5 separate regions of the Mus musculus genome follow, and all the other regions are linked to region 1. The links are chromatin loops, found by intact Hi-C in ENCODE. Cell type or tissue: left cerebral cortex. All regions are shown on one strand. Each heading gives the region's core, and the rest is flanking DNA. Links, peaks and the distances in the headings are about the cores only.

Region 1 (6,190 bases), core at 733-5,732:
CTATGTTGGTGTGGAGGTGTGGGAGAGAGGTAGAATATGCAAAAATTATGTATGTATGTATGTATGTATGTATGTGTGTGTGTACACGTGTACACATATATATAGCTTCTTATTTTCCTTTAACTCTTTTAAAGTCCTGGGATTGAAGCCTTTGCAGTCCTTTAAAGAAATAGCTGACATTTTTGATATTTCAAAACACTGGGAAGCATTTTCAAATTGCAAAAGCAGCGCAGGAGCACACATGCGCGCGCGCGCGCGCACACACACACACACACACACACACACACACACACACACACACACACACACACACCAGGCACTCAGGCCATGAGAGGGCAGTAGGGGGCCAGGCTCAGGCCTGAGTCTTTTCTGGCTGTCCAGCCTTCTCTGCCAGCCTTCCCTCTGCCTCCTGGGCTGTGGGCAGCTAGCTATAGCTGACGACAGCGTGCTGAAAGCGGGGGCAGCCTCAACTCTGAGCGAACCAGAAACTGCATCTGCGGAGCGTGGAACTCTGTCTGTAGTTGACACGTGTGAGAGGTGTATGTGCTGTTTTGGCAAACTGGTATTCGATTTGGGCTTCCCACAAAAGAAGCAGAAGGTGGAGCTGCGGTGGTTCCCAGTGCCCACAGAGCCCCCTCTTCTGGCCACCGCGCATGGACCACACTTGGTACCCAGTGCGCGCGCGCGCTTTGCTTCAGTCCGCTCTGGGTGTCTGTGTAACCCTTTGTAAAGGACCGTCCACCTATCTGCCTATGTGACCGACATCAAGACGCACGTGGGAAATACCCTCTCTCAAAATCGGCTTTGGTATCCCTGCTGCTTTGCAGGCACTTAAGAAACTGTCATTGTCACCTCATTATTTTCTTCCTGCCAATTGATTTATTCGCAGTTCTATTTGAGTGAGAAATGCAAGTCTACTGCGGATCTTGCCTGCCAGTGCTGAGAGTTTGGCAGAGAAAGTGCAAAAGAGAGCAAATCCCCTTCTCGCCATTGTAAAATGTTTTGGGTGCCTGAGATCCAAATTTTCACTGCACTGTGACATCCCGCGCTGTCACTTATACCAGTTATGAGTTTGGAGCATACACAAACTTTTCATTTGAAGTCAACAGGTCCTATCTTCCAGAGTTGTGAAGATTAAATAAGTGAACACTTAGAATCAAGGCTAGCACATCCCATTTGCTATGTCAGCTCCTGTTCACATCCATTGCAGCCTCCTGTTGGATGGAAGGACCATTCTGGCCCCTTTGCCAAAGAAACGCACTAGATCTTTAAAAGTACTCATGTCTCAACACAAAGATGAGACAGAACTCTAAACCTCCCGCTGTAACCCAGCATCCCAGCGACCAGCAAAACACCCAAGTCCTGGTACCCCTGCAGACCCAGCTTCAGCAACCCCCTCCCAAATAGCCAGAAGCGCCACACCTGGCTTGGGCAAGGCTTTGACTTTTGCAGGGCTCAAAGGCAAGCTGCAGATGCAAAAGCTCTGATCCCTACCTCTCCTGGCTGAAGAGTGTGTTTGGGGGGGTTTCCTACCTGCCCCAGGCTTTTGCCCTTCTTACTGCCGCCGAAAGCCAGTCCTTGGTTCATGCCTGCAGATCGGTTGGCTGACTGAGCAGGAGTCTCCCCTCCTAGAGAGGACTTGATGGAGTTGAGTTTGGCCCGCGAGCTGCCTAGCTGTGAGCTCTCCACCATCAGCACCGCGGCCAGTAGGAGAAGGCAGCGGGATGAATCCTTGACCCGCATCAGCGCGGCCATCTCCGGGTAAGGGGTTCCCGGAGTTGGGTGGAGCCCTGAAAAGATGGGAATGCCAGGGGAGTGAGGACGCCCGCCGACACTCAACCCCTCACGTGGGGCGCGTGGGCTCCTCACAGACACAGTTCCCCCAACCCTTCCTGGATCAGACACTCGGGACTCTTAAGAACTTAGTCTCAAGCCTCAAGCCTGGAGCAAACGCGACCCCAGCGAGACCCGCTCCTCTGACGGGCAGGAAGTTCTGCAGTCCCTGGAAGCAATCAAAGGCCAGACGCCTTCTCGCCAAGGAGGCGTGACCCAAGGTGCTGTTAGACCCAGCCCTGCAGATCGCCCTGCCGGCTTCGTTTGGTGTTCAGCACCTTTGCGCTTTTGCACGATTTTCCGCGGTGATGGAATCCTCCCTTAACCGCGCACAGGGTTCTCCCCAGCTGCTGCTTCTTTTTCTTTTTCTTCCTTTCTTTTCTCTTGTTTCCCCCGGCTCCTCTGCTCCTCTGTCCTCTCCTGTGCTTTAGCTCTCAACCTTTGCACCACTCAAGTCCCTCTTTTCCAGGTCCGCGGGGTTTGTGACTGGTGATCAGAGTCTCCCCCAACCCCTCCACCGGACTCTGGAGAGCTGAGGCGAGCGGAGGTCCCAGCAAGCGCACTCCCACTGGTGCGGTTAGGAGTTGTCCCTTGGTTCACACGGGGCCACTAAGCCCTGCCAGCGAAGCAGTGATGCGCTGCGCGGAGGGCCAGTGCTCTCTTGCTGCTCTCCCCCGCCCTCTTAGCTTTTTATAGCTTTCCTCAGTGGGTTTTCCTCCGCCCCCAATTCAAGAGTGACAAAGAGTGAAAACGTTTCTCTCCCCCACCCCACGCTCCCGCTTGCCTCCCCTTCCCCCAGCAGGCGCTCTTTCTGAGGCTGTCTCTCCTGCCTCTCACCTTTCCTACCCTCCCATCCCTCCTTCACTCTACAACTAAAAACTTGGGGTTCACCTCCAGAAGAACACGGGAAAGCTCTTCCTGGACGATCACAGCTCCGAGAGTGAATGGGAGTTTGGAAACAGGCAGAAATGAAGAGGAAAAGTTGTCCCTATTTGTGGTGACTGCCACTAACCATGGCTTCTTACTTCTCCCACCCAGCTTCAGCCTCCAGCTAGGAGCGCTGGAAAAGCTCTGGAGAACATCTGCAAGTTAACTTGGTGGACTGTGTACAGCCCAGTTAGATTTTAGCCTGAGCCTCTCGGTTAATGTGCTGTGTGAGACTGTCTGGCTGTAGGTGCTTTATGGGGTTCCGCTTCGAATAGGGGGGGGGAGATGAACAAAGGGGGAGGCAAGAGGACTAAAGGAAGAGGGGCGAAAAGACCAAAGAAAGAGGAGGGGGAATAAGGGACCATTCTTCCCCCGTTGAAGTGCTTGAATCTTTCTGTTTTCCTCATCCCTCGCCCAACCCGATATACACATTACACTTTAATCCAAACAAGGAGTGAGGAAGGGGATAATGACCCGACTTGTGCTACCTCAAGGCTTGATGAGGCACTTTTAGGGTGCCAACGCGTCCTCTGCAAAGAGGAAATCCCAGGCAAGAATAAAAAGCCTGATGGGGAACCGGGTGGGTGGTGAAGTGGGCCAGAAACTTCTGGTCCTGCCTCTTGAGCGCTGCCCCGCTCGTTCCCCCACCCCCACTCCCACCCCTCCCCCGCCCGGAGGCCTTGGCTAGCCTTTCAAGTCAGTCTTTGAGGCTCGGAGTTCTCTGCACTGTTCCACAGAGGCAGAGGGCCACCGAGCGAACCACTCTGACGCGCTGACTGGCTTGCAGCACTTGGGGGCGCCAGTAGCAGCAATCAGCCAGGAGCACAAACACTGCAGGAGACAAGCTTTGCCAGCAAGCTCTGGGTTAGGAGAGGTTTGGTCACCCAGGAGACCAGGAGCAAAGGTTGCTGCTTGTGTCTTTAGCAGTTCAGTCATGCAATCCCTAGCAGTGTCCTTGAGCCAAAATGGAGTCAGACAGAGGTCGTCCGCTGTGATGAACTGACTCCAGTAGCACACTCTAGAATTTTGAGGTTTAGGTCTCCTCTTTCACACCTAATTCTGGCATATACCAACCTGTCCAGGACTCTAATTTAACGCTAAGGGGAAGGGGGTAAGGGTAAGGACGTTAATATTTTCCACCAAGCACGCCAAGACTTAAGGTGTGCATCAAGAGCTGGGAGGTCCTGGGCAGAGTCGGTTATTCACTTTCCTGACCTGTGAGTCAGCCTGTCCAGAAATTTTCATATACACAATGCACACAATGCCTTGAGGTTTTTTTTTTTTTTTAAATACACAACCAACTAGAAAATAAAAACACGTTTTCTCCAGATTGGCCTATTGCCTTAAAGTAAAACAAATGTGCTGATTGATTATTGATTGATTGATTGATTGATCGATTGATTTACTTTTTGATTTATTCTTGAGGACATATACTAGTTACATTGCCCAAACTTAGGCTCCAAGCTAGTAATCCTCCTGTCTCCACCCCTTTCCCCCCCCTTGCCTCTTCTATCTCCTCCTCCTCCTCCTCCTCCTCAGTGCTTCAGTGCTGAAATTCCAAACAACTGCCATCACTCTTGTTTCACTTTTTAAATGCATAAGAATAACATGGGTGACTCTTGAAGAACAGACTCCTGTGACATGTGCCAGTTCTACAAATCTAAGATAATGAGGATGGCAGTTATCAAGGGCTGGGTGGAAGGAAGAGTAGGACATTACTGTAGCAATAGACACAAAGTCACCATACATCATGATAAATAAACCCTAGACATTTGCTAAATCACATCGTGTCTAGAGCAAATGATAATGAAATAAACATCCAACATTGCCTAAAGGGGAAGATCTCGTGGCAAATGTCTTTACAATGATAAATAACATACATGGACATATAATTTTAGGCAACAAAAGGTGTGTGTGCCTTGTCAACTCAAGAACAAATTTGTATGGTTTAAGGATAAGAAGGTTCTAATGGAACACAGGGGGGGTGGGGAGGAGGAGGAAAGTGTTCTGTATATTGTGAATAAGTTCTTTGTCTTTACAGATAGTGTCTTTTTGCTTTTGTTTAGACTTGATTTATCAATCAGAAACATTACAAAAATTCAGGAAATTAAGTTAGAAATGTGCTAATTGGGATATTTTAAAGAATATCTTACCATTTTTGCAACTTTGATTTCTTATTAGTGCATGTATGAGAGGTGTGTGTCTGGTATGGCCCATGCAGAGGTCAGAGGGGTTATGGAGTTGACTCAGTCTACAGTGATTTGGACTTTGGTCATCAGACTTACACAAAAGGGTCTTTAATAGCTGACCCACCCCTGACAAGTATTTTATAGCAAAAGAAAATGCAATATGATCAGAAAATTAATTTCAATCACAATGTACTTCCTGTACAAATCCATGAGGGCCATAATAAGGAATCCTTTTTGAAGCCAACACAGAACTGTACAAACTCTATGAATAAATTAAACATATAGTTTACACTAGGCATTCAAGTTCACACTAGGCATGGTGGCACAAGCACTCAGGAAACAGAGGTAGGTGATCGTTGTGAGTTCCAGGCCTGCCAAGGATATACAGTGAGACTCTGCCTCAAAAGAAAAATATTCACATAAATTTTTCTTTTAAAAATATCCTTGTGATCGCTTCGGCAGTACATATACTAAAATTGGAACGATACAGAGAAGATTAGCATGGTACCTGCGCAAGGATGACACACAAATTCGTGAAGCGTTCCATATTTATATAAAAAAATATCCTTGTGCATTAAGCAAAATCAAATGTATGGGATCAAACAATTAAATATAAACAACCACATCTTAGACTAAAAAGGGAGTGAAAACTGTTTTCATTGATAACCCAAATATTATCTATACAGTTATTTGATAGTCACATATAGTAAACATACAAGGAGATGCAAAATCAATAACTGAATAATCACATGCCTTGGGCTGCCATCATGAGTCCACACGTTTCCTCCTTGTGTGCTTACTTAAACAGGAAGACGCACCTTCGTATTTTACTTGGGAGGATTGGTTTCTAGATATCTGGCAATAACATAATTAGAGAACAGATGCATAAATAGAAGATTGTGCATAAGTCAAGTCAAATCTCTTCTGTTCAGAAGGAAGTGTGTGGACACTTCATTCTTTGGCTGGACATTCCCTCCCCTCTCTCTTCCTCTAGCTCTGGGCCATGTTGGCCCCATTAAAAAGAAACCACTTTCTCAGCAGTTGTTCCAAAACTAGATTTCCTTATAATACTTAACCCTAAAACAGGATTTACCCTTTATATTCTCATTTACAGTTCCTTACTAAGTCACTCCATCATCATGCCTCCTGGATTAGTATCTCCTGAAATTGCTGCACAGTTAGTAAGTGTGGGACCCTGTGAACAGAAGTGAGTGGATAGAGACCATGGCCTTGATGAAGCT
Region 2 (6,190 bases), core at 597-5,596, 110 kb after region 1:
AGGTTCTCTCTCAACACACAGCTCTGCCACGGGATTGCCTCCACACTCATCCAATGGAAGACTTCTAATCCCACAGTTTACCTGCATAAACTGTGCTCACTCTCATCTCAATTCCTGCCTGCTCTGTGAGGCTCTCTGGTCTCCTCTCACTAACTTCTGTCATGCTTATTGTATAAAGCATAATTAATTTTCTGTATATATACATATAATTAAATTTTCTTCAATTAAGTCATAATTATCTCAAGGAAAAGATACTCTTTGGTTTCTCAACACAGTGGGACTGGTGAATTTATTTCCCCTCTTATTTTCCTCAAATGAAGTACTTTAGGGGAAAATAAATTTTCTCAGCTCATATTGAAGCAATCATACTGACAGCTTTCTGTGAAATTGTTAGTTAAACTACTGTTTTCTCTGACGGTCACACTCAGGAGAGGAAGCTAGAGCCACTAGCTCTCATCTAAGTAGGAATGCCTCCTTTTAATTAAAAATATGAGCCCCCTTGATGCTGGTGATTGTACACTTGACACTATACCTAACAGAAACTATCTGCATCGCCTGACACTTCTAAGTACATTTACATTAATCACAGTCAGCAGCATAGCCATGAAGTTAGAAATTGCTTTATGGCTCTCTGTGGCATATGCCATTTCTGTGGTTTGTTCGTAGTTAATTGAGGTAAGTATAGATTCCAGGGCACTTTAGCATAACTCCATTTCTCAAAAATCTCACACTCTTTTATTTCACTAGAGCTGCCCTAAATGAGGTTTGTTTTGTTTTGTTTTGTTTTGTTTTTTCCCTTAAGAAATGTCACTGTTTTCCTTATTAGCACACAGAATAATTTTTGACTTGGTTTGAAGGCAAGTGTGCAGAAACAGAGAAGTGACCATGTGACCTCCAGTGACCCCCATGTAATTGCCATAAATACAACAAAATGCTAAAATTTCATACTAATGAAGACAAGTTTATAATCAATACAAACATACAAAAGCCATGTAGCATAAAGAAAATACTGCAGAAAATGAAGTGCAACCTCTTTCCCTTAGAGTGTGGAAAGTTTTTTCCTCTCCATTGGGGCCTTCTCTTGTTTCCTTTGAAATTTATATCAAAGCATTCTATGATCCATGTATATTTTAGATTTACAAGAAATAATATAAGCAGAGTATCTGTAATCTGAAAATGTGAAATGCAAAGAATTTGATTGACCTGGTACCACAAGTGAAAAATATCCATATCCAACCTAGATGACCTGTCACAGCCAAAACTCAGGCACATTAACATATCCTAAAACACAGTTGTGAATGCTGTATAAGCAAAATATAAATGAAAGCACACATATGTGAATAAAAGATATAAATTATACATGACTGAGTACCACATTTAAACTTGAACTACATTTCCAACATGAATATTTTAAATATGTCCCATTCCAAATACATCCCCCTAAGTAAAAGGAACACCCACAAATCTAAACCAATTTTCACCCAGGCTATTTGGATAAGGTCCACTCAACCTGTACACCGAATTTTTTCATGTTCAGGAAACCTTACAAACCCTTCCTTTGTAGTTCTACCAGCCATCCATAATGTTAATAATCCCAGAAAATACCCATTTGCTCAGCCTAAAACAACCATCAAAGAAAATTCACTCACTAAATGTCCTGCCTGTCTATGATGAAATAGTCTAAAATGCTATACAACATACAATACAACAATCTCCGCACTCCTTACATGATTTTATGAACAGGTCTGTATTCTACGTCATAGTAGACTTGACAATAAGACTTTGATCATAGTCCCTTTTTGCTTTTATGTGTTTAGCCTAAAGCATCCAATTCCTTTAATCGATGTTCATATAGAGCCTCCTTGATCATTGTACTTATTGTTGTCTGGGACCCCTCCAGGTCTTTCTTGTTTAAGAAGTGGTGGTCGGGAGAATAGAGATGACTCCAGTTCTTATGCAATCATGGATGATGTCTCCTGGTTTGTTTCCAGGGCTCTTTGTGAGGTAGGCCATTGGTGCTCTGGGCGGGGGGAGGCAATCTGAAATCATTTCTTACTTGTGTGCATCAGAGAGTTCATCTTTTACAAGTTGACATTCAAATAATCAAGAACTCATCCTTTGATTTATTCCTGCACCCGGCAGCTTTTTTTCCGCATCACAGTTAGTAAGTTCAGTTGGAGAGATTTGTTCCTTTAAAGTTTTTTTTTAATATTACCAGTCTTTCAGGGCAGCCTTCCTCAGAGGTCGCCCTACCACCATGTTTACCCCCGTCAGTCTCACATTTTGCTTCCTGTCTTTCAGGGAGTCCTTAACACACAATAAAAGCGTTTTCCCCAAAGACATGGGAACTATTTTTAAAAGTGTCTTTTATCAAATAGTTTATTTTTACAGTGTGTATTAAAGCAATCTGACCGTGTTTTACAAATTCCAACATCTTGTCCTGGGAACTAGTGAAAGCAATTTTTCACATATTTCTACTGAATGCATTTAAATGCAAGAGAATTCCACTGATCTCTAGGCATTAGCAAGTTAGAGTTGCCAGTTATAGAGCCTGGTCCCTCACCTCACGACATTCTGTATCTGGAATTTCTTTGTAGATTTTTTTTTTTCCTTTTTACAGCTGGCTTTGTATTCTCTGTTTGTTTGGGTTAGTTGGTTTCCTAAAAGGTAAAATATGAAGGCTACCCAAAATGAATATGATACCAATATATCCATGTACTTATAGATAGGAAACTACTCAGATAATGTTGTATGATGCTGTGTTTATTTAAATTAAGGTTACAAAATAATTGTAACTCACAGTAAGAAAAGAAGGTTCATTTTCGGATCTTAGAGTATGTGACAGTATGAGAACTTCATTGAAGTCACTGGAACCACACAGACCCCCTCCTCCGCATGTACCCATGGTCCTTATATACTAACACTTATTGTAGCATTTGTAAAGATGCGCCATCAGTCAGGACTCCTAAAACATATTGAGACAGCATGCAAGGATGTAACATCCCCACAATTGATGACCATCCAAAACTGGGAAACAAATGCTAAGTTGTATTCTGGAGTACAGTTGTCAGCCATGTTCACAATATCTGCACTACAGTCTTTATATCACGTACAGAACACAAAGCATGAGCTCTGCATCTGCTTTCTCTCAGTCAAGGGTACAGATGAGCTTCAAATTCCAAAGGCCAGCGCCTTAGAATCACTCTGTTAATGGTCAGCATTGCCCTCTAGTGGCAAGCACGACTAACCACAGCTTTGTCCTCCTTCAGTGACCCCAGAGGGCAGCCAGACGGGGCAGATTTGAGGAAGAGAAAAAGTACCAATGTTGGCAACACCAATTATCAAATGGAACCAGATTTTGACATTTATGATTTTTTTTTTTAGCATGAGCATTTTTTTCCAGTCTCTGGTGGAAGCCTGGAGGTTCATGGAGCCTGATGGAAAAACTAAGGATACTGGTCTGAAGTGTGTGTGTGTGTGTGTGTGTGTGTGTGTGTGTGTGTGTGTGACGTGACCTCAGGAGGTCTCTCAGGATCTCATGTAAACTAAAGAGTGTAAGTGTAGATCTTGCATGTGTGCAGGTCTTGTATATGTGTAGAACTTGCATTTTGCAGATCTTGCATATGTACAGATCTTGCATGTGTGAAGATCTTGTATATGTGTAGATCTTTCATTTGTATAGATCTTGCACGTGTGAAGATCTTGCATATGTGTAGATCTTTCATGTGTGTATATCTTGCATGTGTGCAGACCTTGTATATGTGAAGATCTTGCATATGTGTAGATCTTGCATGTGTGAAGATCTTGTATATGTGTAGATCTTTCATGTGTGTAGATCTTGCATGTGTGCAGATCTTGTATATGTGTAGATCTTGCATGTGTGAAGATCTTGTATATGTGTAGATCTTTCATATGTGTAGATCTTGCATGTGTGATCTTGCATATGTACAGATCTTGCATGAGTGAAGATCTTATATATGTGTAGATCTTGCATGTGTGAAGATCTTGTATATGTATAGATCTTTCATGTGTGTAGATCTTGCATGTGTGTAGATCCTGCATGGGTCTCCTTTTATTGTCTTCATATGTTGCATGACAAACTAAGAAAGACAGTGATCAGTCAGTCAAAAGCAGAATCAAAAGCTCCTTTATTCAGAAAAGTGATGAGACTTTAGAGATGAAAAGAGAAGAGGAAGAGAGAATAGTTTCTACCTCCATTTCCAGGTACAAAGGAAACAAAGAGGGAGGGGGAAACTCTTTAGTTTCCTAACTCTCTTAGAGAAATCAAGCACACACATACATATAAATAAATATGTAAAGAAACAAAACAAAACAATACAAAAGAGGAAACACATACTTAGGCTGAATACAAATATGGAGCCTTTAACTTTCTCCAAGAGGTGGTCAAAACTAGGTAACTTAGTAATGAATCATCTATTGCAGTTATTTTGTGTATGGCTGTATGTACATGCAAGCATGTGTGTGCAGGTACAAATGTATACATGATATGGAAGCCAGAGGACAACCTTGGAATCTCAAGAGCCTTCCACCTTTGTTTTGATACAGAATCTAGAACTTGCCAAGTAGATTAGGCTAGCTGTCCAGAGAGCCCCAGGAGCCCACCTGATGCTGCCTCCCTAGCTCTTAGATGACATCCATAGGCAACCATAGCTGGTTTTTTGTATGAGCTCTGGATCCTCCTGTTTCACTGATGGAGCGCTCTCACCAGCCCTGTTGCAATCACTTTTGACGAGAAGCAAAAAAACAGATGCAGAAATGTGACTTGGCTCCTTGAGATCCTAAGTCAGCCAGGAGAATGCTGTGATTTGGATCCCTGCTTGGGGAGCACTTTTTCATCCTGTGGATGTGGCACACCTAATGACAGCAAAACATCTGTTCACCTTGACACCTGCCTTTGAAGAAAACCAAAAGCCAGATAAGCTCCCGCACATGCTCCAGCCAGGTCTGATGATCCTCTGAAAGGTCTGAGGAAAGTAAATCCCAGGGATCAAATATCAGCGCTCACTCCTTGAGGACTTACCTGTTCACAAGGTCAGGCTAGGCAACGTATTCGTAAATGCAGCAACAGTATAGGCTGGCAAATAGCCTTCGTAACCGCAAAGGGATTCTTGGTCCTGAGGAAAAGAAAGACCATGTTTTGACTTTCAGGATTTCTACAACTCCAAGAAGATTTATAATTCTATAAATCAGAATACTGCCACAATGGAGAGGCCCAGAGAGGCTAAGGGAATTACTCAAAGACACACAGCTCTTCAGTGGCTTAGTCATATGCATCATCTAATTCAATTACTATTAACTGGACGCTTGGAGGGCTTTGGATTTGTACAAACCTGCTGTGGTTTGGGAGCAAGTGAGAAGCACGCTGCTCAGTGTCTTTGGAACGTACTTCAATGAAGTGACGCTTGGGTAGCTGCTTGATGAATGAGTTTTCCAACTGCTTCTTATTCTAACATAGCCGTAGAGCAATAATGACGACGTTACATTGTTTCCCTGGTGCCTCCTAAATCCTTGCTACATCCACTAACTTTGGTATGACACTCATATTCTATATCCTAAATGTTTTGTTTAAAATGACTTAAATATCTCATAATATTCTGTCTCCAAAACAAAAAAAGGAGCATATCTCAATAAAAAGCTTTTATCGTGAACTCTGTGACACTGGGAATCTCCTTTCATTGGCCTGGTTAGGATGGCCATGTCTAATTTGACCTGAGTTTCCGCTAAATTATACTTGAAATCTTTCTCTGGTTAGATTGTTTGAATATCAGATGAATCTTTTCGTGTGACATGAATAAATACAGAGTTACAGAAAGGACAGAAAAATATATAAAGCATTTGTTATGCCACTGGAGAAAATAACATTTTTAATACAGAAAGATATATATATATATATATATATATATATATATATATATATATATATATATATATATCAAGTTTTCAGTTTGGCAACTGAACATCCTGTAATAGTATATAAAGTAGTAAAATTGAAAACTCAGGTTTATTTATAAATTGACTTCCAGTTAATATAAGTGCTTCGAGTGAGAAATGTCCCCCATAGGATCCTGTATTTGAAATCTTGGCCACTAGTTGGCAGCACTGTTTGCATGAGGTTATGGGACTTTTCAAGCATGAAGCCTCACTGGAAGAAATATGTCACAGAGAGCTT
Region 3 (6,190 bases), core at 740-5,739, 270 kb after region 1:
TGTAACTAATACACAAAGAAAATAATAAGGACTAGGTAAAAGTTCTCTACTGATTGCCTTAACTATTGTGCATTTAACTGGTCATTATACATATTGTATATGTATAGTATACATACTGTGATAGACACATAAACCATCTTCTGTGCCTTCATTGAGCTCTGAATAGAAGCTCACCAAATGACTCTGACCTTTCTCTGATGATGTATACCCACCATACCTCCTCCACTCTTCTCAGTGTAGTATGTAAGATCCACCTATGGAACATGTATTTGCCTCTGCTGGAATTCCTGATTTCAGCTCCATTTGTGGTCACTGTTTATCACAGTATATCTTTTGCAGTATCTATTAAACCTGCAAACATCTCCCCAAGTTTTGGCTTCGTGGTGAGTCTTCCCATAAGTTTATTTGAAATTTTATCTCTCTCAATTCAGGTAAAAATGTCCTCTGTCATACTCCTCTGCAAATGTGGTGATTTCTGAAAATGTATTCAATCTCATTCCCAATCCATTTACTATGGGAATCTCCTGGTGTGGGAAGGATGGGAGGCTCAGAAAAGAGGCAGAAGACAGGGTAAAGGAGGGAAGGAACATCTGAGGGGTTGTGGGGAAAACTACCAGAGTAGATGCTTTTAAAATATATACATAAGTGAAAGAAATATAAATGGGATCACAAAATAAAAGAGAGAGACAATGCCGGGCGTGATGGCGCACGCCTTTAATCCCAGCACTCGGGAGGCAGAAGACAGGCAGATTTCTGAGTTCGAGGCCAGCCTGATCTACAGAGTGAGTTCCAGGACAGCCAGGGCTATACAGAGAAACCCTGTCTCAAAAAGGGGGGGGGGCAGGGAGATAAAGCCCCACCTGGACATCTCTTGCTTTCTTCTATGAAGGAATAGGTTATATTTCATCAAATTGGTCTAAGCATCCCATGGGAGTCCCCCCCCCCCAAAAAAAAAAAACCCAGGTTTTTGTCAAGGCTTTTGGTTTCTCTCTACAAACTGATGGAAAGGTCTTATTGCTGAAGTCAACACCTACATTAAACATGGTGAAGTTGATCTGGTGCCTATCTTACTGACTAATGTTCATGTTACTGCAAGTTACTCTATACACTCTCAGAAGAGAAACAGAAATACTGACCTAACTACAAGCCCTTTGATCTACAGTGGTGACCTACCTGCAAGATGTGCTGATGTGGTAGTGTCACAAAACTGTAGGATTAACCAACCTTTATCTGATTGGATTAAAATTCACTCCACAGATTGAATTTATTCCTGACACTGCTCCTGTGGCCAAGAACTTGAGACTTAGATAGGCTATACACCTAAGAGAAACCCCCAAACTACTGTTATATAGAGGAGTATAGCAATAAAATGACTCCTCACAACCTTCTGCTATGCTCCTGTATCAGTGCTTTGCTCAGTCAGCATCCAAGAAGCTTCCTCCTGCAGCAGATGGGAACAAATAAAGAGAGCCACAACTGCAGAGAGAGACCTTGGAAAACTCAGTCTTAAATGGGATGTCTTCACGAAATCCCTCCTTCCAGGGCTCACTCAGGAAACTCTGCAGAAGAAGAGGCAGAAAGACTCTAAGAGCCAGTAGGGATGGAAGACACCAATGAAACAAGGTCTTCTAGATACAACAGGACTGGTGTATCTATGAGCTCAAAGAGTCTGTGACAGAATACACAGATCCTGCACAGAACCAAGTCAGAGGGGGATCCCAGCACTGTGAGGGGAAGGTGGGCACAAGCCCACATCCCCAAGTCAGAAACTACCCTGTTTGATAACCACGCACAACGCGAAAAATTAGTTTTCTTTAACAGAGTCTCACTGGACATGCAAACCATACTTAAGAACAGGTTCCCATCCTAGCAGAAAATAACAAACAGATAACAAAGTCAATGGTATATTTGGAGGGGTCTTGTTTTGTTTTGTTGTTTCTCATAATGCTTTGTTTAGGTTCTTTTTTTGAACTTTAGAGGGCTTTTACTTATATGTTAGGATTTCTGGGTTTTGTATATTAATAGCATGTATGTGTGCATGAATGTTCTTCTCTGTGTCTATCTTTGGCTCTTTCCTTTTTATGCTTGCATTTTTTGTCTTATTCTGGTATAGTTTGTTTGTTTGTTTGTTTGTTTGTTTTAAATCTTATTTTTTTAGATGCCTGTTTGTTTTGTAATGAGAGAGAGCAAAATAAGAGTGTGGATTTGGGTGGTGGTAGAATGTTGGGGAGGATCTGGGAGAAATTAGGAATGGGGGACCCCTTAATCAGAATATCTTGTATGAAAAAACAATATTTTCAAAAGGAAATCTTCCCTGACAGCCCCCTCTGCAGTCACCTTGTTATCCGTTGCTTAATCTCCACACCAAGGCAGACTCGACAGGGTTTTTTTAGGTCACCCAGCCTCATGCCCTGGCTTACCCTGGCCTTTTAGCACAGGCTGTTCTGAAGTTCACACTTCCATGCCTGTCTGCTCAGTCACACTGTAAACTTCTACAGAACAGAGACCGATGTAGTCATGGTCCCACCCCACACAACAATAACCAAGTGAGTAACTGAAATGAACTGAGATTAATGTTCTTGGGAGGCAACACACAGTGATTTCAGTTTCTGCAAGTGGACAAGAGGTGAGGTAATAAGGCCAAAGATGTGAATTTTGGTGCTGCCCCCAACCGTGGCTTTTAGGTCCATCGGACAAAAAGTTAATGTGGAGGCCTCTTCCAGGTCCTTAAGACTGCAAGGTAAGCGAAGCGCTCCGGAGAACCTGAGTGGTTAACATAGCAGGTTTCCAGGCTCCATCTGCTGGTTAAATTGAGGAAAAATTTAGAGGTCCCTGAAATAGCAGAGTGAAGGCTTCAGATTTTGTCACATCTTACGTGTGACTATGGAAGAAAACAACTGAAAAACTACAGTTTGTAAAGAGAGGAGTCATCTAAAAGACAGAAAACTGGGAAACAAAAACAGATATTGATAATATGGGCCAACATGTTTCAGCAGGTCTGGACACCAACCCCCAAGTCTGACAACTGAGTTTGATCCCCAAGGTCCACGTATGGAAGAAAAGATACAATCCTAAAGTTTTGCCCCTGGTCTCCAGCTAAAGTACATGTATATCCACAAACATATACACACATGTAATACTGCAAGGGCATGACTGTAGTAGAAAATTGTACCATGCATTTTGGACATGCATGCACAAGTACTGTGGAAACCGACTCCAATTGCCCCTACCTCTGGTGGCTCCATACACCCCCCAATGTATCTCAGGGCTCATTTCTACAATCGATGGTGTATCATAAGGTCATGTTGTGTCACTTCCTAGATAGGAGTGCAAAAACTGAGGCTTTTGTTTTGGGCACTCTGTCATGTATATTCTCTCTCTCTCTCTCTCTCTCTCTCTCTCTCTCTCTCTCTCTGCTCTGAGACAACTGTCTAGTCATTCTATGATGACATAAGAATGTTCAGGCAGCCTAACAGTCAGGCCTTGGGAGGACACTATGCTATGCTCCATTCAAGTCTTCAGAGCAGAGTCTGCGGCACCGAGTATATTCACTGCGGAGGAGTCCAACAGCTCTAGTCAAACAAGCTGCAACCATGTTTAATTCCTGACGCATAGAAACTATAAAATATTCAATGCTTGCTCTCCTTGGACCTTAGGATTTGGCATTATTTGCTATACAGCACAGAAAGCTAACACCTCTGCATATATACACATAATTCTTGGGTGTGTTCAAATATCTCTAAAATGTTCATAACCACCTCGACTATTTTTTTTTCAAAGCCACTGGCATTTCCATGCACTGCATTTTCTCTGATATACCTACCTCAATGGAATAAGATTCAAAAGTGGGGCTGGGGAAATGGCTCAGCCATTAAAGGCATTACTTGCTATGCAAGCACTAAGACCGAGTTCAGTCCCGAGCACCCGTGTAGAGCATGACATGCCAGCATGTGCGTATTATCTCAGCACTATGTAGGCAGGGACAAGAGGATGCCTGGAGCTTGCTAGCCAGACAGACTATCCAAATCATAAAATCCAGGTTCAGCTGGAGAACCTATATCAACAAATGAGATGAAGTATAATTCAGAAAGGCATTTGATGTTGAGCACTGCCCTCCACGGGCACTTACACACATATGCACAGGCATCCATGTACATATTTGTATACATGTACACAAATACACCACATCCATGAGGAAAATAAATTTGAAGATTATAAAATGCATTTTATAGGGTTTAGGATATTGTTTGAAAAAAGACTGTAGGCCTTAAAATGTCATGTGTGGTCTACAGTATATTAGAATATGTGAAAGATATAACCCTTGCTGGAGATGACAAATAAATATTATTTTCATAATAAGTTAGTCGTTAGTAAGCCTCCTCAACTCTGGGGAATAGCCATGGAAACGTGTTTTTTTTGACATAAGGGTAGAAATGCTATCTTAACTTTGATAAAAGGTAATTTAAGAAAACATTTTCCAGTGAGATTCGATTTAATGCTTGAAATCTTGAAGATGTTAAACTAGATCTGAAAATAAATTCGTCTTGACCTAATTAAAAGTTTGAGAACCATATAATAGGCCTCCGCTCTAAATCCAGTAGATAACTTTTAATAAATTGAAACCTAGAAACACTCTTAAGATCAACGTTTCTTCATCTTAGCAAAATAGGAAACATTGTTTCAGACAAGGAAAGGTAAATCAAATACATTGTCTTCCAAGCACCTAAACTAGTGGAGTTCAGCACTCCAATTTACAAAGCTTAGAAACAAACAGCAAACCTGGTAGTACAGGGACTCTCTCTGTCTTGCTCTGTCTCTGTCTCTCTGTCTCTCTCTCTCTCTCTCTCTCTCTCCCTCCCTCTCTCTCTCTCTTTCTTCTTCCTTCCTCTCTCCCTTCTCCCCTTGCCTCTGTGTTTTTTTTTTCAAAGAAATCTTACAACTTCCTAGGATTTTGAGGTCTGTAGGAATAGGTCTTAGTCAGGATTAAAACGTCTGCTCCTTTAGCTCCACTAAAGCCTGTGACAGCATCCTTCACATGCTGCCATGTGAATGGTTCATTAAACAAATAGCCAGACTACAAATGGGAGAATAAAATCTGAGCCTCTCACCGTCTTTCCCTATCACATGCTTATCATGTTTCTCCTCATTCTTCTCCCAGACAGTATATTCCAGCCTCAGTTTCCCCTTTCTCCACTCCTCCAGGCTCTTCCCCCACCTCCCATCTCCCCCAGATTCACTCCTCCTGGGCTTTCCCTCAGAAAGTAGCAGGCCTAACAAGGGGGCCATTATCCAGCTTATCATTTTTCAAGGTTTAATTCCTGTAACTTGGAATTGGGAACTTGGGGGCGGGGGTGGGAGGGTAGCACTACAATACAGAATGTAAAGAGCTACATTTCAAGGAGATGTTAAGGACATGTTTCCCTTTGTGACATTATCCTAGGACAAATTTACCACCTTTAGACACAATAGCTCACACAGAATCAGACCACTTAGTTATGAATGAAATACATGTGTTTCTTTAAATATAGATTGGCATCAAGAAAGCTTATCCAATATAAACACTGTATGAATGAAGATCTGATGAACTGTAGGAGAGCAAATAATGGATTATTTATAATTTCGTGCAAATGCCTATAATGGAAATGAATTCACAAAATATCCAAACTAGTAGTAATTACCTACTGCACATTTATATTAAGCTTGCTACAACCAGAAAAACACAAAGAGTAATTTTGCTACTCCTGTCAATGTTTTGCATGGTACCTTCTACATAAAAGGCGCACAACAGACACATTTGGAGTGGGGAAGAAGAAGAGGGAAGGGGACCAAAGGGGTAAAGAAAAAGAGAGGGAAGAAGGATGGAAGACAGGAAGGTATATGTAGTGAGGCACAGTCCACTTAAAAGCCACATGGAACAAAGTGATAAATTCTTTTGAGCTATTAGTCAATTCAAATAAAAAAGGGATTGATTAATGTTCCCTCTGGACTCTGGGTGTTCAACACAATGTGAATTTGTCAGGTCTGAAACACTTTGTGCCAAAACTCTATGACTCCTCACAGTAAGGAATCGTTCCCTCCCCCATGTGATGGGAGATAAAGATGATGGTGGGGGAGGGGCAGTGAAGAGAATGGGAAAGGGTAGCTTGTGGGCCAAGAAACCCAAAGACCCTATAGACTCTCACCTGGAAAG
Region 4 (5,000 bases), core at 1-5,000, 490 kb after region 1:
TTATTTTCAAAAATAAATTCTGTTAAGCATTAATAAGTCTAAGGGTTTCTAGTTTATGTAAAATCTTTCAGCGCACTGATAATGTTCTTCACAAAAAAGCTTGTCAGCACTTCCGTTTGGCCTGGAAAAGTTCTCTTGATGAGATATGAACAGCTGTAAACCTACTTCTTCAAGCCCTCTTACAGTGCGCGTACAGAGAGCCTCCCTCCTCTGCCATGGCCTTGGAGCTCTTGGCACTTGGAAGATCAGAGTATACGGTGTGGGAAGAAATGCCGTGGGGTGTCCACAAAGCCAGTCTCAGCCCCACCCTGGGAAGAGCCACTCTCCAGTTGCTTGTTTTGCCATTTCTTTGCTGTATTACACGGTGGAAGGGTTGGGGAGGGCACCTGGGGCGGGGGGTTACTGAAACTCTCCCTTCTCCCACATTTATTGGTGGATAGCTGTCAACAATCTAGAGAGGTCAGAAGAGAGGCACTTAGTAAGCGTCCTTCCAACTCCATCTGATACAATGCGTATCTAATAAGTATTCTAATTTCTAGCTGGTTTCCTCTGCCAAGATGCAGCTCCCAAAAACCAATGACTCACGGCAGTAGGGCCGGCCCACTGCGATGTTCCAAGCCCATGGCTGAAGCTGTTGGAGTAGTACTCTTTCCTCAAATAGGGGCAAGCCCTGTCTCTTCAGAAACACAACGGAGGGTCACCTGACTCTGCTTGCCTGAGCACAGCAAGATCTTGCAAAGGAGCCAGTGTTGCTACAACTAAAAGGCTCCTTCGACCAGACCACATCAGCCCACAGACACACAAATGATCTGTGGAGAAAGCTGCGTGTCTCCAAGGTGACTAGGGAGAGGCAGAGATAACACCAGTGACTCCAAACGATCTCAGAAAGGAATTCAGTCGCAAGCACTGTGCTTCATACATACATACGCGAGTTTAGTCATATGTGCCTTCAAATGTCAACATGGAGGCGATAGTTATGTTTTCAAAATCAAGCCGCCGGAAAATATTTTTATTTTTCGACCGAAGTAATTTTTCATCACATGCATTCAACAAAATTCTTCCCTTTGCAGGTTCATATCTAACGATATTTTAAATGGATTTTAGCCTTACAATGTGGTATATATACATTTCTTCTGGAGGAGAACCAATGCTAAATATAAGATCAAGAGTTTGCTTCTGCTGGAGAGATGGCTCGGTGGGTAAGAGCACTGACTACTCTTCTAAAGGTCCTGAGTTCAAATCCCAGCAACCACGTGGTGGCTCACAACCGTCTGTAATGAGATCTGACGCCCTCTGCTGGTGCGTATGAAGTCAGCGACAGTGTCCTTATGTATAATAATAAATAAATCTTTAAAAACAAAAAAGAGTTTGCTTCCGTTTTCTTCTGAAAAGATGAAGCAAATGCTTCTGGAATGAATACAAACACCATGAGCAAGGGGGAGCACTCCAGGGGAGCACCAAACACCTGCTCCTGAGCACTGGGGAGCACTCCAGGGGAGCACCAAGCACCTGCTCCTGAGCACTGGGGAGCACTCCAGGGGAGCACCAAGCACCTGCTCCTGAGCACTGGGGAGCACTCCAGGGGAGCACCAAGCACCTGCTCCGTGGAGGCGAGCCCTACAAAGTCTGTGTAGAGCCGAGGCAACTACTTAACAGAAGTACAAAGTGAACCTTAAAAGTGCAGACACAGGGCTGGAGAGCCGGCTCGGCGGCTCAGAGCCCTGGCTGCTCTTCCACAGGATCTGGATTCAATCCGCAGCATCCACATGGCGGGTCACAGCCATCTGTAGCTGCAGTTTCAGGGGATCCGATGCCGCCTTCTGGTCTCTGCAGGCACGAGGCACACACATGGTGCACAGACAGAGTTGCAGACAAAACACCCATACACATATTTTTTTTTTTTTATTTTAAATGCAGACACAGCCAGTTTCTACCACATTCTAATCCAAACCTCTGTCTCTAAAACCAGCACTAAACACCCAAAAGGACTGATACTCGCTCGAAGTGAGACTGGCTACCTAAGGGACAGAACGTGGAGTCCCTGCCACATGAATTGACTGTTTTATTTAGGATTCCTTAGGATTTCCACAGACTCACCTAGCTATCAGAAACACCATGTCTCTCTTATCGTTCACATAATCCATTGTATTTCAGCAAATTTCCTTTCAAACAAACAAACAAACAAACAGATGGCTAGCCAGAGAAAGTCTTCACCTAGACACCTCACCCATCTAAGAGGGCCCCATGTTCCAGTGTGAGAGAAATAGGGACTCAGGCTGCCCAAGTGTCCAAGCAGAGCTCAGTGAACAGTTCACACATTTGCCCATCATGATGGTTGCGTTTTATACCTTCAAGTACAGAAAATTACATGCTATGAATTGTAAATACTTATTCAATTTAAAAGATGGACACCCCATTTCTTTTTTAATTGACTAAACACGACCTCAGACTGACGGATGCTACACCCACATCCTTGTTCGGGCAACTGTTTTCTGCTTGGAAACTGGTGGGCACGGCGCTCAATCATCACCCAGAACTAGCGATTCTAGTCCTCTCATTTGACTCTCCCTGTAGAAGCCGGAGCATGTTAACAGACAGTGGTTCCACGCTTCAAGGCTTTTTCTCTATGTATCTGCTGCACTTTCGTCTGGAGCCAGATCTGCCCAGCAGATTGAATGCTGGGGCCCGTCCGTGCACATTTTCATGCAACTATTAAGTTTCTATCGTCTCAACTCCATGCATCCGAAGCACGAGCAAACGACATCCTGGCAGCACTTTAAAACCGAGCTCCAGAGTCTGGTTTTTATGTGCAGTATAAAATCCATTTAGAGCACTAACCCACCATTTTGTAAGAAGACAAACCTTTAAATAATTTATAGCACTAGTAAATCCAGAGTTCCTGGTAGATTTAAAAACAGCATTTAAAATATCACTTTAGATTAAAACCAGCGGCAAGAAGCCTGCTCCCTTGTGTTCTCACAGGCCAAGTTAAAATGCAATACTAGCAGGCCATCTAGTGACCACTCAAGGGGTAGTGGAAAGAAAAGACAAAGCCACCCGCTTACTTGTCTTCTATTGTCTTGAATAAATGCTTGCATTTGAATCAAGTTAAGAAAACAACAGTCCTCGGATAAAGGATGAGACATGTATATTTTTATGTGAGTGACTGTATGGAGCAACCAGACGGGAAGAGAAATTAGAATCTAAAGTACTCACATAAAAAAGACCTCATGGCTGTAATACCCCACTTTTCTTGAAAATGCAAAATAAATATTTATCTTCCCTGGTGACAGTAAATTAAGAATACCAGTTAAAGATGGGTGGTGGTGGCACAAACCTTTAATCCCCGCTCTCTGGAGGCACAGGCTGGAGGATCTCTGAGAGTTCGAGGCCAGCCTGGTCTACAGAATGAGTTCCAGGACAGCCAGAGCTGGACAGCAGAGCTGCACAGAAGAACTCTGTCTCAGAAAACTGAAAATAAAATAAAACAGGTAGAAGCCATTTTAAGGAGAGTCTCCCCAGAACAGTGGTAATTTTAAAAACAAAAACAAAATCTGCCACTACTGTTCCCATGGGCACAGCCTTTTAAGCTCCTTCATTCTCTCAAAAGTCCCAGGAGGTGCTCGCTTCTTCTCTCTACCCAAAGCCACAGCATAGTGCAAAACCCATTATATATTTGGTCTTTGTCCCCAGGTCCTAGCACAGAACTATGAGCTTTGAATCCCCTAAGTGGTAACATCTTTCATATGGAGAAATTCATGGTTGATGTCTCCTGGACAGCTTCAGGATTGGGTTTTGTCAGCAGAACGATTACCTTGTTCGCAGGCTGGTATCTTGCAGCCTCACCTCTAGCCTACTCCACTAGTCACTGCCCAGAGGAAGCCTCCATGAGTACCCCCTAAACGATAGAGTTCAAAGGCTTCTGGGCCGCTCTATATGCAGGGGTGCTAAAACAGAGAGCCAAAAGAAGGCATGGAAACTTGGTTCACTATGCCCCACACTACCCTATACATCCCGTCCATAAAGCTCTTCCTGAATTGATAATAAACCAATTAGCAACAATCAATACTCTCCCGAGTCATTCTGACCAATTACAGAGCATGAAGAGAGGCACCCCAGGTTATATAAGCAGCTGGCAGAGAGTGGGTGACTTCGACAACTGCACTCATGACTCCTCTCTCGACAAGCAATGTTCTGAGACTGGGCCTTAACCTGTGATCCAGGAAGGATCAGAACTGACTGGAACTCTTGGGAGACTCCGACGAAACCAGAGGTAAGAGCATTGGCAGCTGTGAGGAAAAACAAGCAAAGCCCCTAAGAACTGACCCTTAGTTTATTTCAGAAATGAAGTTGTCATTATAAAGAGCATCTTATTAGGATTCCAACAAAGAAAAGGAGCTCCTGCATATGTGATAACATGAGCTGCCTGCGCAGGCGACTGCTGCCGCACAGCCAGCAGCCCTGCACAAAATCACCTGTGCAAGCCTACCTGCCCACCTGTGCAAGCCTACCTGCCCACCTGTGCAAGCCTACCTGCCCACCTGTGCAAGCCTATCTGCCCACCTGTGCAAGCCTACCTGCCCACCTGTGCAAGCCTATCTGCCATCCACGTTAATGATCCGTGCAGCCTAAGACAACGGTGTCGAAAAGACCTTGAAAGCCTCCCCACTTAGCCCTTAAAAATCCACACCTTTCATCATAGCACTCTGGAGACAGAGGCAAGCAGGTCTCTTCAAGTTCAAGGCCAACCTAGTCTACATAGCAAGTTCGAGGTCAGCCAGGAAGACTTTATCTTAAAAATAAATAAATAGTAAAACTCACAGGTACATCCCTCAGTAGTTAATAATGCTTGCTGCTCTTAGAGGACGCAAGGTCAGTTTCTGGGCATTCGTGCTGGGCAGCAAACACACACACACATACACACACAACACACAAATAAACCTATAAACAGAAATGGCCCACAAAGACCTTACTTCCCATATTATAGAACATTTCTCATC
Region 5 (6,190 bases), core at 620-5,619, 380 kb after region 1:
CACTGTGGGGAAGACAGAAAAGGAAGCCGAGTAGATTCCACCCATGGCCTCCAGGAATCAGAAGGAATACCTGTGTTAGAGCTGCTCGTTTTGGCTTGTCATTTCATCTGAGCCCCAGTCACCTACATTCCAAGTTTGCCTTCCCCCAGGAGCTAATCTTGTTGGAATGCCCTGCCAGGCACAGCCACAGGCCTGTTTAACTAACCTCGGAAGTGCTTCTCAGTCAATCAAGTTAATCAATTTAGGATTAACTACTAGATTCCCAACGAGGACATCTAATCAAGTAAACCTGGTTTGAAAGCAAGCAGCCAGGACAGAAATGAAGTTCCCATGAGCAGTGCTCCCTGTGTTGAGAAGGGCCGCAGCCAAAGGGCAGCTACAAAGTGTAGACATGGGAGAGAATCTGCTTCAATGTTCTAGACAGTTCAAGGAGGCACATCCTGTGCTGAGAAGATAACTATGCTCAGCTTCCTTGGTGCTGATTTGATTTCAGCTTTATTACTAGGTATATTTAGAAGCTAATAACAATCATTGATTTAGAAGTTTATTTCAAAATTAGGTCACTATGGTTTGTTTTCATTGGTTTCTAAAGAGCTTTTTGGATGTTTCTCAAGCCCAAGTCTGAACGCCCAGTGTCTATACATCCACTGAAATATGAAGCTAGAAGTAAGTGTAACATCTATGTGATGCTGAAAACAATACGATAACTGGAGAGGAGGTGTGGGCCGGGGATCCCACTAGTCAGGGGATCATGAATCCCAAGTTAGTCAGAGATATATAGCAAGGAGATGACTCCAAAGAAGGAGAAGGAAGAAAAAGAGGAGAATGAGAATAGGAAGAAAAAAAAAACCAATGTATTCTAAAAATTCTTTAGCCCTCTCTTAGTATTCATTTGCTTGGAAAATTCAGTAATCTGCCTCCACTTACCCTATTCTACATTTATCTCTCTAGGCAGCCCTATCCATTTACTATAGCTGAAACAACTATCTAAACCATTATTACTGAAAGACCCATTTCCAACTACTGAGCATCTGTAGATATTCTTGGGGGAGAGGGGGAATCATGTAAGAAGAACAAACTAGCACTCATGGAACATCTACAAAGCTGTAGATACCTTGTATCTAAGTCATCACCATGTCACCCCCAGAACTATATCTGATGGATACTGACTTCTTGCCTTGAACAGCCTGTCTTTCATCCAACTGCAGTAACAGGCGAAAATCAAAAAGCAACCTGGGCTCCTTGCTCATGCTAGACCATAGTCAACCAGCCACACCGTAGATGCTACCTCGAAGTGACTTTTAATATGGTCCTTTGTCTATATCATTTCTGCCAATGTTTCAGTTCTCACTGTTTTTGCCTGGGTCTCTGTAAGAAATTCGCCTTTTTCTCTCATAGTGATCTGGTTGGTCTTCAGCAGGAAGAATTATTTTTTAAAAATGCAAATGTAATCATGTTTTTCCCTTAAAAATCTAACTACTATCAATTTTCCTTCCAAAAGATCTAACCACATCTATGGCCAGTCCCTTTGCCCATCACCAGCACTGGCCTATACACATTTCCCAACATGTAACTCTTAAAATAGAGGATGCTTTTCTTGTGGCCTCTTCCTCTTCAGCTTTCCAAGGACTCCTTCTCCATGCCAGGTGAGGTCTACAGACACCTACCATGCATGCTTTTCTTCAGCATTCATTTCTGTCTCTTTGTCTCACAGACAATCACTCAAACATTTATCCTGAGCATCCAGCCTAGCACCTGCAACACTAGGCTCAGAAGAATTGCCAGCAGGGAAACCATCTGCAAAAAGACAAGAATGAAACGGGGTTCAACCCGATTTTGGTACCAGTGCTGGGCCAGAGATTCTAGAGTCTGACCTCAGCTTGTATATTTTTGCCATATGTGAGCAAAGCACAATTTGGGGGGAGGGGGTGCAATTTTTTTCAGAAAACAGTTACATTACATGTTTACATTGAAGCTCTTTACAAAGTCCATATGACTTGGTCCATAGATAGGTTCTTGATAATGTAGACACATGCTCAAGACAAGGATCTATCGAGAATGAGTGAGGTAAATGCAATACCTGACCCTAAGATAACATGTCTGATGTAAAGTACAAATGACATCTCTCACATGGATGAGGTTTATGACCTAGAGGTGATGCTCAAAGTTCTAGGGGGGAAAGGTCTGGGATAAACAAACATAATATTCTGAGCAATATGGGCAGAGCCTGCCTCATTGGGCAGCAAAGGATGAACGGGCTGTAAACTACATTCATTCCCAACATTCCAGGTGGACAGATTAAACATCTCATTTCTCTGATGAATGCCTACTAGCTTAACTTCCATGGCTTCTCCAGTGCTTATCTTTGTGCACAAGTACTTCATGCCCTCTACGAATGTGTATGAGGAAGTATGCCCTAAAATCCCCTTAGCCACCTCTGTCAAGTCTGCAGGGCAGGAGCAATGGAATGGCAGAGAGGCGGTGAGGGACAGAGGAGAAAAGAATCAATCATAGCACAAGTTCTGCATGCTCCTAACTGAATCCTTACCGGTTACACATTAATTCGTGGATGGAGAATATCCCTCCACCTTTCACTCAAGCCTAGTTCAAATTAAAAGTTGGTTGACTAAAATAGGTAAGTTTTACAGACATAAAAAGAGATCCTCTATGACAAGACTGTGTATAGGAAGCTGGGGGCTTTTGTTTGTTTCTTTGTTTGTTTGTTTCTTTGCTTCTTTGTTTTTTTGAAATCACAAGACTTTGAGGTCAAAGATCAAGTGTCCATAAATGTGTGGGTTTATTTCTGGGTCTTCAATTCTATTGCATTGAGCATACAAAAATCATACAAAAGACCTTGGCAAATCCAGGAGGTAATTGGGTTTATTCTCTAGCCCACACTGCCTCCCAGTGGGAAGTTTTCTAGGCAAGGATTTACTGAAGGCAAGTCTATGCTGTAAAATGATTGTAACTAGGCTTTGTGTCACTTAATGCTTGAAGTTCATTCCCAAACACTGGGTTATGTGTGAGTGCCCATGAGTGAATGGTTCTTTGATACCCATGGTGATGTTGGAATGGAACAAAAGCCTTTTCACCTAAGAATCCCTGAGAAACGACCTTTATATCCTAAAGGCCTTCATTGTTTGTGTTATTCATGTGGACTATTATCAGCTAATGTCCCTAAGAATCCCAAACTGAAAAGACATAACTTCCACTTGTCATGTGCTCAATATGACCTTCTTAGCACGATACTTAGTTATAATAACTGAAAATTCAATAAATTGCCACTGAAACTAATGATTGCTTCCACACCTGGATATTCTCCTGTTGTGACACCTTTAAAACCTAGATTATATCAGGTATGCCTCTAAGTATTAAGATTTTTCTGACAGGACCCTGATATAGCTATCTCCTGTGAAGCTATGTCAGTTCCTGGCAAATATAGAAGTGGATGCTCACAGTCATCTATTGGATGGAACACAGGGCCTCCAATGAAGGAGCTAGAGAAAGTACCCAAGGAGCTGAAGGAGTCTGCAATCCTATAGGAGGAACAACAATATGAACTAACCAGTACCCCCAGAGCTTATGTCTCTAGCTGCATATGTAGCAGAAGATGGCCTAGTCAGCCATCAATGGGAGGAGAGACCCTTGGTCTTGCGAAGATCATATTTCCCAGTACAGGGGCATGCCAGGGCCAGGAAGCAGGAGTGGATGGATTGGGGAGCAGGGCGGGGGTAGGGTATAGAGGACTTTCAGAGAGGAAACTAGGAAATTTGAAATGTAAACAAAGAAAATATCTAATTAAAAATGTGTACCTTGTTTAAGAAATACCCGTGGGGAGGGGCCTGGAGAGATGGCTTGGTGGTTAAGAGCCCTTTGCTGCTCTTTAAGACCTAGGTTTGGTTCCCACCACCCACAAGGTGGCTCACAACCATCCTTAACTCCAATTCCAGGGGATCCAATGCTCTCTTCTGAAGGTACCAGGCACAGACATACATGCAAACAAAACATAAAATAAAATGATAATAAAAACAAAATAAGTATCTCAAAGGACTAGGGCACACATGAGGCACGGGTTCAATTCTCCACAATCATCAAAAGAGAAAGGAAGTAGTTCAGAGGTTACTTCCGTTTACCTGCCAGAGAAGGGAAGTCACGTGATACTCTTAGTACAGACGCATCAAAAACAGAAGAAAATGGTTTTAAGTCTTTGGTTTCCATAAAAGACTCTGGGCAGTTTCCAGAAGTGAAGCAATTGCTCATGATCCACCTCAATGCAGCTATCGGAAGGCTCCGCCTTTGAATTCCCAGAATCTCAGAAGGATTCAGATTCATTACTCGTGGATTTCCTGCCTAGCTCCCTTTGAAGTGCTTCTAGGAGCCGTGCTATTATTTGAACGCTGTCAGTAAATAGTTACTATTTCCTTGGTGCCTGTCAAGTTGCTTTCCTTCTTGTGACCTTAAACTCCAGTGTCCTGGCTAAGATTCCATGAGTATTTCCATGCCCAGTCTGCAGCTCGAGCGCATATTACACAGTCCTCCTCACGCTCTGGCCGGATCTCCACAACAAAGAAATCGCTGCCACGTTATTGACATGTAGCTGAAACTTCATTTCTATTTTACAAGTGTCCAGTTGTTTTATTTACTACGCACATATGCAAAGAAAACCTCCAACAACTTTTTATTTTTTTAATGATGGACAATGAAAGACCACATGTCACCCATATGACAAGCACATGATTTCTTCTGTTTTGTGCTGGTATTATTGAAGCAAAGACCACAGAGATTAATAAAGGGGGGGGGCAGGCATGATGCTTTATTATGAGCAACCAGAGACACCAGTCTGAGACTTTGGGAGAGAAAGGTAGCCTGAGGGGAGGGTTAGGACAGAAGGAGGGGAGCACTGAGTGACTCCATCTGGCTACACATCAAAATGAAAAGCAGAGCATACAAATCCCAAGCACAGGCTAAAGGGGAAAGGGACGTTGCTGACCTGAGAAATGCACAAGAAGTACAGCAAGGCTCCTTCTCCAGGCCTAAGAAGATTAACCAAAGGGGTCCATCCGCAGGGCCAGATCTCCCCTAGAGAAGTCAAATGAGAGCACGTCCATTTTCACTTCCTCACTCACTTGGGCTTCAAAGGTACAGAAGTAGCCAGCCCTGTTGGTGTAGCCTGTGATGTTAGTTACAAGAAGTTGAGGCAAAGGGATTATAAATTCAAGGCCACGTCATATAACAAAGTAAGACCCTGCCCCAAAATAAAAGGTGAAAGAGGTCTAGGGTAGAGCCGGGCGTGATGGCACATGCCTTTAATCCCAGCACTCAAGAGGCAGAGGCAGGTGGATTTCTGAGTTCGAGGCCAGTCTGGTCTACAGAGTGAGCTCCAGGACATCCAGGGCTATACAGAGAAACCCTGTCTCAAAATAATAATAATAATAATAATAATAATAATAATAATAATAATAACAACAACAACAACAACAAAAGAGGTCTAGGGATAACCCAGTGATAAAGCAATTGCCTAGCATATGTAAGTCCTTGGGTTCAATGCCACTAATAGAATACGAAATCTTGATCAAGTTTACCTGCCCAGGGTACAGTTTTTCCTTATAGTGCAAATGGAGGGAGTGCATTAGGTAATTCCAAGGGAAATTCTTGCCCTGAAAATTCTAAAATCAGGAATGTGTGGTTAGAAGAAGGCCAGAAAGGCTTTCAAAGATAACCAGATGGATTCTTTGTTTCCCTCAAAACCCAATACTCTTATGAGTGTTGTCCTCTCTGAAACTCTTTGAAGTTTGATTACCACTGTAATAGTACTAAGAGGTGAGGTTTTAAAAATGACTGGGCCATACAGGTCCTGCTTTTGTGGACAGAAATGAAGGCATAATAAAAGGAGATCCGAGGGGATCTCTGTGGTCCCATCTCAAAGGAAAGCTGGAATACAAGCTAAAGGGGAAAAGAAGATTTCCGGCCTCTCTTGCCCTCTGACCATGCGAGGACAGGAGTTCTCCCCCTTCAGAGGACACAGCACGAGGACCAGGTGCTAGCACAATGGTTATGGGCTCCCCATCCTCTAGAAATATAAGAGATAAATGTCTGTTCTCTCCAAAGCCCAATCTGTACTATTCCCTCCCAGCATCATGAGGAGCAAAGATCAATCCTGTGCATCATCTTTACTTCTGATAGACCCTCG

Evidence for each region. Hi-C counts contacts between places; a loop is a spot of excess contacts. Peaks named below come from ENCODE experiments on the same cell type or tissue, not always from the same donor. Only the 100,000 strongest peaks of a DNase experiment are listed, where the experiment ranks them.
Region 2: a loop joins it to region 1, with 7 times the contacts of the local background. A loop is called at or near these places in 14 of 42 quality-filtered maps.
Region 3: a loop joins it to region 1, with 4 times the contacts of the local background. A loop is called at or near these places in 8 of 42 quality-filtered maps.
Region 4: a loop joins it to region 1, with 5 times the contacts of the local background. A loop is called at or near these places in 6 of 42 quality-filtered maps.
Region 5: it touches region 1 in a loop (3-fold over the local background); 2 of 42 quality-filtered maps call a loop at or near these places.

Annotation. Positions count from the first base shown.
Region 1 is chr3:132,081,598-132,087,787 of GRCm38, reverse strand. It overlaps Dkk2 (dickkopf WNT signaling pathway inhibitor 2), which reads right to left and starts at 2,496. Exons shown (of 4, transcript NM_020265.4): 1 at 1,534-2,496. The coding sequence starts at 1,755. Gm22421 (a small nuclear RNA gene) reads left to right here and starts at 5,396; the gene lies at 5,396-5,502. In left cerebral cortex, for the core only: a CTCF peak has its summit at 3,546; DNase peaks (open chromatin) are centred at 1,909, 2,509, 2,842, 3,549 and 2 more places; H3K4me3 peaks cover 1,965 bases.
Region 2 is chr3:131,973,174-131,979,363 of GRCm38, reverse strand. Gm29865 (a long non-coding RNA gene) reads right to left here. Exons shown (of 3, transcript XR_376086.3): 2 at 5,042-5,135. Among named protein-coding and RNA genes, the nearest start is that of Gm29949, 31 kb to the left of the region's middle. In left cerebral cortex, for the core only: a CTCF peak has its summit at 3,228 (motif pointing left); a DNase peak (open chromatin) is centred at 3,200.
Region 3 is chr3:131,809,764-131,815,953 of GRCm38, reverse strand. No RefSeq gene overlaps it. Among named protein-coding and RNA genes, the nearest start is that of Gm29865, 80 kb to the left of the region's middle. In left cerebral cortex, for the core only: a CTCF peak has its summit at 2,797 (motif pointing left); a DNase peak (open chromatin) is centred at 2,775.
Region 4 is chr3:131,591,338-131,596,337 of GRCm38, reverse strand. All of the region lies in intron 5 of Papss1 (3'-phosphoadenosine 5'-phosphosulfate synthase 1), which reads right to left. Among named protein-coding and RNA genes, the nearest start is that of Gm36917, 6.3 kb to the right of the region's middle. In left cerebral cortex, for the core only: CTCF peaks have their summits at 1,292 (motif pointing left) and 2,998; DNase peaks (open chromatin) are centred at 1,801, 2,732 and 2,963.
Region 5 is chr3:131,700,053-131,706,242 of GRCm38, reverse strand. No RefSeq gene overlaps it. Among named protein-coding and RNA genes, the nearest start is that of Gm36917, 120 kb to the right of the region's middle. In left cerebral cortex, for the core only: a CTCF peak has its summit at 2,913; a DNase peak (open chromatin) is centred at 2,905.